2 separate regions of the Homo sapiens genome follow, and region 1 is linked to region 2. A link is a contact called in ENCODE Hi-C or POLR2A ChIA-PET data. All regions are on one chromosome and are shown on one strand. Each heading gives the region's core, a stretch centred on a gene start or an enhancer-like site at or near the end of the contact. The rest is flanking DNA. Distances are from core to core; before and after follow the strand shown.

Region 1 (3,032 bases), core at 24-2,523, 100 kb after region 2:
CCCCCACACTCAGTGCTGGGAGCACAGAAATGACTCATATCTGGCCTCAGTCTGTTTGGATAGACAGACGGTATGGCCAGTGCTATGGAGCCATCAGTGCTGTGATGGTGGGAAGAGGAGCAGGGCGGCGGTGGTGGGGGGAGTGCAGAAGGTGACATCTGGCGGGCGGGTTGTAGGACAGAGAGAGCGGGCAGCAGTGGGCTGAGGACACGCCCCGTGGAGGGACCAGTGAGTGCAGAGTGGGAGGGTGTGTGACGAGTGCCACATGGGACCTGCCAGACTAGGCCGATGGAGATTGCGGGGCCTGGTGGGTGGGTCCTGGGGCTGCCCCAACTTGGCATTTTTCCCAGCTTGTCGGGCTGCAGTGCTGAGGGTGGCCTGCAGGGGGCAGGCTGGAGGCGCTGATGGGGAGACGGGGAGACCCCCCCTGGCAAAAGCCCTGAGCGCTCGGTGGAGGTGGGGGACCCGCGGAGTCGCCTGCGCACTGCAAGTCCTCTGCGGGAGCCTGGCTACTTCCCGCCCCCTCCCCATGCCCATCCCGCTGGTACCCGGTTGCCATAGCAACCAGCCGGGCCTCCTGCACCTAGCAGGGGAGCGTGGATGGGCAGGAGCTGCAGTGTCAGGGGGACAGGATGCCAGGAACCCCGAGTGCTCCAGGGCCCAAGGGACATCCCCAGTCCAGCCTTTCCCAGGGAGGGATGTCCTGGATTCCCTGCCCTCTGTTTCCTCCAGCCCTGGACAAAACGCTCTGTGTTCCTGGGCAGCCCATTGTGTGCCTTTGGCAGGAGGGGGACCTGGCTCTGTGTGCTGCTGGCTCTGCGCTGGTGGCCGGAGCCCTGTGTCTCACGGTCACGTGACACCTCAGGATCCTAAGGTGCCGATCACCTTCACACCCACTCAGAAAACCAAAGCTCAGAGACGGGGAGGAAGCTTCCTGGGGTCACACAGTTTGCCAGCGGCGAAGCCCTGTCCCCAGTCTCACTTTTTCCTTTTTAGTAGATTGTTTTCAATATAACGTCTATACAGAAAAACACAGACGTGTACACAGTTTGATTCTTCTTAGACTGAACACCTGGTTTCACCAGCCCCCAGATACAGAGTGTGATGAGAACACCGAGGCCCCTTCACCCCACCCCAGGGCTCAACCTCCCCCTGGGCAGCTGCTGCTCTGTCTCCTCAAACTTCCCGGGCGGGTTCTGCCTGTTCTCACAGCTCCTGCATGTGGAGTCGGTGGGTTCTGCCTGTTCTTACAGCTCGTGCGTGTGGAGTCGGTGGTTCTGCCTGTTCTCACAGCTCCTGCGTGTGGAGTTGGGTTCTGCCTGTTCTCACAGCTCGTGTGTGTGGAGTTGGCGGGTTCTACCTGTTCTTACAGCTCGTGCATGTGGAGTCGGTGGTTCTGCCTGTTCTCACAGCTCATGTGTGTGGAGTCGGTGGTTCTGCCTGTTCTCACAGCTCATACATTGGAATCGGGCAGTATATGTTGTTTCAGGCTTCTTTCTCCGCATGTCATGTTTGTGAGTCATGCCTGTTGACACAGGTGGTTGTAATCTGGTCTCACTGCTGTGTAATGCCTGCAGAGTGTACCATGGCGGCCTGGCCACCCTCCTGTCAGTGGGTACCGGGCAGCTCCCAGTGTCCTCTTGGGCCTGGCTTTGGTGCGCACACGGACACCTTTCTGATGGGGAACCTGCTCTTTCGCCTGCCTGTGCTGTGGTGCTGCCCCGAACAGCCGTGTGATCGTGCCCCCGAGCCTTTCATTCACTGAGTCCACAGCGCTTTGCTGAGCAAAAGCAAATGAACAGGTCAATGAAGCGAGACCAGGAGGAACAGCAGAGTCTTGTGAACCCCAGGACTCTCAGCTCAGGGGCTCGGGGTGACTGCAGAACCATACAGGCGGTGGAAGTGGGGCCCCCCGACCCGGGGACGTCTGTTTCTCGCTCCTAGGCAAGGTTGGCCTCTTGCACCTCTTTCCATAGATCCCAGCTCTGCCTTTGGGGGGTGCAGGCCTGTGCACCTGCAAGAGGGCCCAGCAGTGCCCAGCCCCTCGGAGCCCGAGTCAGTGAGAGCACCCAGGACCGGGACCAGAGGCCCCCAGTCAGCACAGCTGCTTCAAAATTGAAAGCCAGGCTGGGCGCGGTGGCTCACGCCTGTAATCCCTGCACTTTGGGAGGCCGAGGTGGGTAGATCACTTGAGGTCAGGAGTTTGAGATCAGCTTGGCCAACATGGTGAAACCCCGTCTCTATTAAAAAAAAAAAAAAAAAATTACGTGTGGTGGCAGACGCCTATAATCCCAGGTACTTGGGAGGCTGGGGCAGGAGAATCACGTGAACCCAGGAGGTAGAGGTTGCAGTGAGCCAAGATTGTGCCACTGTACTCCAGCCCGGGTGACAAAGCAAGACTTCATCTCAAAAAAATAAAAAAATAAGAAATAAATTGAGGCCGGGTGCAGTGGCTCATGCCTGTAATCCCTGCACTTTGGGAGGCCGAGGTGGGTAGATCACTTGAGGTCAGGAGTTCGAGATCAGCCTGGCCAACATGGTGAAACCCCCTCTCTATTAAAAATACAGAAAAAAATTAGCCAGGTGTGGTGGCAGACACCTGTAATCCCAGCTACTTGGGAGGCTGGGGCAGGAGAATCACATGAACCCAGGAGGTAGAGGTTGCAGTGAGCCAAGATTGTGCCACTGTACTCCAGCCCGGGTGACAGAGCGAGACTCCGTCTCAAAACAATAAATAAGAAATAAATTGAGGCCGGGCACGGTGGCCCATGCTTGTAATCCCAGCACTTTAGGAGGCCGAGGTGGGCAGATCACCTGAGGTCAGGAGTTCGAGACCAGCCTGGCCAACATGGTGAAATCCTGTCTCTACCAAAAATACAAAAAGTAGACAGGTGTGGTGGCACGTGCCTGTAATCCCAGCTACTCAGGAGGCTGAGGCAGGAGAATCATTAGAATCCAGGAGGCGGAGACTGCAGTGAGCCAAGATGTGTTGCACTGTAGCCTGGGTGACGGATGGAGTGAGATTCTGTCTC
Region 2 (3,031 bases), core at 508-3,007:
CAAAAACACACCAACTCCCGCCCCTCTCCTCCCAAAGCCCTTCAATGGCCACCCACTCCCTTTAAGTACCAAACCCTCCACTCAGCTTAAACTGGGCATGCTTTGGTCCTGACTGGCTCTCAGAATCACACCCTCTTTCTTGTCACTCCCACCTCAAACCCAGTACTCTGCAAAAGTCCCAGCTTCTCCCATACCAGGTCTCTAGCGAGACACTTCCCTCACTTCTCCCCCTGACCACCTCCCACCTTCCTTCAGCTCAGCTGGATCATTTCTCAGGACAATGGCAGGTGCAGTCGTTCAAGAAAGGGCCAAGGGCACGGTGGGCCTCCGGGAGCAAAGCTGGGTTCTCCGCAGTTAGCATTCACTCCCACGCCACCTTCATTAGGTGTGCTCCAGCCACACCTCCCGCCTTCCAACACTGTGTGCCGTGGCAGCCTCTCTGCCTTTTGACATACTGGCTGTCCCCTGAAACTCTGCCTGGAATGACCCTGGCAAACTTCTCCTCTAGCTCAACCTTCAAGAATCAGCTCACCTGCTGCTTAGCATCTCCTCCCCACGACTCCTAAGACGCCCTCCTTAACACCCACCCCTTCCCAGAATCCCATGCCCACCCAGATGGGTTCCCTGCCAGCGACGACACAGCTTCCTCCAGATAAAAACGACCTACTTGTCTTATGCCCCAGGTCCCTAGGCCCTGACAGCAGGGACCGTCTCATCTCTATTTCCAGTGTCAATTCCTGGAGCCTATCAGGCATTCAAAAACAAAATGTTAGTTCCTTGAATGAAAAAATTAAGGAGGAGACAACCTAAAAGCGTCCCCATGTGCCCTAACTCGCTCCCTCCCCGGTTCGGCCGCCCTCGGCCACCTCAGGTCTCCTGCTCTATAGACTGTCCTGTGGGGCCACCTGAGTCTCAGCAGAACATTAAAACTTAAACCCGGCCCTGCACCTGCAGGCGCGGGGACCACAGCTTAGGAGGTGGTCGTCGGGCGCGCTGTTACCGTCTTAAGTTATCACCAGACCTGGGAACACTTCCACCCACGCCCCGCAGGTCCAGGGACCTCAAGTTGGAGAAACCTAGCCCTGAGATCAGGTCGGAGAGGGAGCCTCAGGGTGGGCGGCACGGGGACCCGGGGTCTCGCGGGGCTAAGGACACTGGGAACCACGGCTCCCCACAGGAAGATGCCCCGGGCCTGGGGGCTTCTGAGGAGGTTGCTGGAAGCAAGTCCCAAGGGAACCTCGAGAGTTTCCGGAACCAACAGTTCTCAGGGCCCACTAGCGGCCGGGGTCCTCAGGGGGTCTCGGAGTCCAGAGAAAATCTTGGAGTTTCGGGGTTCGCGGGCCTGGAGGGGCAGGGCGGATCCTGAGGGGGTCTCGGGGGCAGGGGCTCCAGGGGAAGAGCTGAGAGGGAGTCCTGGGGTGGCCCCGGGGCCGGGGCGGATCCTGAGGATCTCGGGGTCCCCAGGGGCTCCGGATGCAGGGACCGCGGGCCCGCCCCGCCCCCTCACCTGCGGCGCCTCCGAGACGCTGGTCCCAGCTCGCGCTGCCACCTCTTCGCCTCCGCAGCCGGCTACGCCTCCGGGGTCTCTCGGCGGCCGCGCACCCCTGACGCTGGGCGGGGCAAGGGGATGGTTCTCGGGGAGGGGACTGCGCAGGCACGCGGGCTAGAAGCGAGAGCGAGAGCCGGAGTCGGAGCCAGAGCGGACGCCACGCCGCCTCCAGGCGCCCCTCCGCGTTAGCCGGCAGCGGCGCCGCCGCAAACCCTTCCCCCGCGCGCCCGCCCCAGCCGCGTGAACGTTCCGTCCCGAAACCAACGGCCCCGCGGTCCCCGGAGGCCCCGCCCCGGGGAAGGGCGAAGCCAGGACGCGCGCCCCGCCCCGCCCCGCCGCCAGATCCTCTGGCACCGCCCACCTCGGTGACCACGGTCCCGCCCACCGGGGAGGCCACGCCCCCGGGGTCTCCAGCGCAGGCGCGGTCGGATGTGCGGGGGAGGGCTTGCGCTGGGGAGCGCTTGGGCCTAGAGTCCGCGTCCTAGCCCTACCTGGCCCGGCGAGCCGCGCGTCCCGTTTCCTCATTTGCAGAAAGGGGGCGGGAGCACTTTGCAGGGACGTGGCGAGCATCAAGTGCGATCGGAAGCGCTCCTTTGCAACTGCATCCTGCACCACACTTAGGCACAGCTTCTGTCCCCAACCCAGACCTGAGGCTGGTCTCCGTCCCCCAGCAGACTCCTGCCCGCTTAAATTGGCCAGTCACCAGCCCTACCTTCTTTCTTTTTCAGAGTACTTGTCACTCTCCGAAATTAGGTACGCTTGTGACTGGCTCCCACTTCCCCTGAGAGCCGGTACCTTGTCCGTCTTGTCCACTGGGGGTTCCCAGAAGCCAGCACGGCGCTGGGCACACCATGGCCGCCCACATGTTTGTGCGTGCGTGAGTGTCTTCCCCGCGCTCTTCCCTCATCAAGAAATACTCTTCCCCGAGGCTGAGAATTTCTCCTAAAAATACAAGAAATACTCTTCCCCAGCTTAGGTTCGATCCGGCGAGGCCCCCTGACTCCTCGCGCATCCCTGTCGCAGGTGCCGCGTCCGTAAAGGGTGTGATCCTAGCACCTACCTTGTGGGTATTGCGAGGACTGAGATTGTGCGTGGGTGGGCTGGGCACGGGCCCCCTAGCGATCTTATTACTCCTCCTTTGTCTGCCACTGAAGTCTTTTACCTAAACAAGACCCAATCCACTTCCTCTTCCCAGCCTGCCCTGCCCAACCTGGAGTCATTTATTACTTCCTGTCTCCTTGGCACCTTTTTTTCCTGCCTGATTTTAAAGTTGGCTGTTAATATCTCCCCCTACCCTAGCCCACCAGAAAGCTCTCATTTTGTGACAGAAGGTAGTGTTGTGTTAGCGGCCTGTGAAATTTTAGGGGGGGCCAGAGCCCAGAAAACAGTGGGAGCAGTGACTCTGGGATGAAGAGGGCAGCCCCTGGGTGCTCTGTATGTGGGGTCAGGCACTCCCTGAGCACTTTGCATGCGTTCCTTCAT

The links. A loop is a pair of places that touch in the nucleus more often than their neighbours do. ChIA-PET counts read pairs that join two places held with the same protein, here RNA polymerase II (POLR2A). Pooled maps may share reads with other maps.
Region 1: a pooled map shows a loop between it and region 2 (9-fold over the local background). The contact joins the enhancer-like site here to the promoter of FAM118A in region 2. A Hi-C loop is called at or near these places in 7 of 50 pooled maps. POLR2A ChIA-PET finds 5 or more read pairs at or near these places in 4 of 52 experiments (activated B cell, activated T-cell and naive thymus-derived CD4-positive, alpha-beta T cell).

What each region holds. Positions count from the first base shown.
Region 1 is chr22:45,206,717-45,209,748 of GRCh38, reverse strand. All of the region lies in intron 2 of KIAA0930, which reads left to right. Among named protein-coding and RNA genes, the nearest start is that of MIR1249, 7.2 kb to the right of the region's middle. Within about 2 kb of position 1,273, at least 3 of the 41 ENCODE cell types and tissues checked have a DNase peak (open chromatin) inside an H3K27ac peak, as active enhancers do.
Region 2 is chr22:45,308,660-45,311,690 of GRCh38, reverse strand. FAM118A (family with sequence similarity 118 member A) reads right to left here and starts at 1,757. Exons shown (of 9, transcript NM_017911.4): 1 at 1,508-1,757. RefSeq lists an enhancer at 1-695 and a silencer at 1,412-2,091.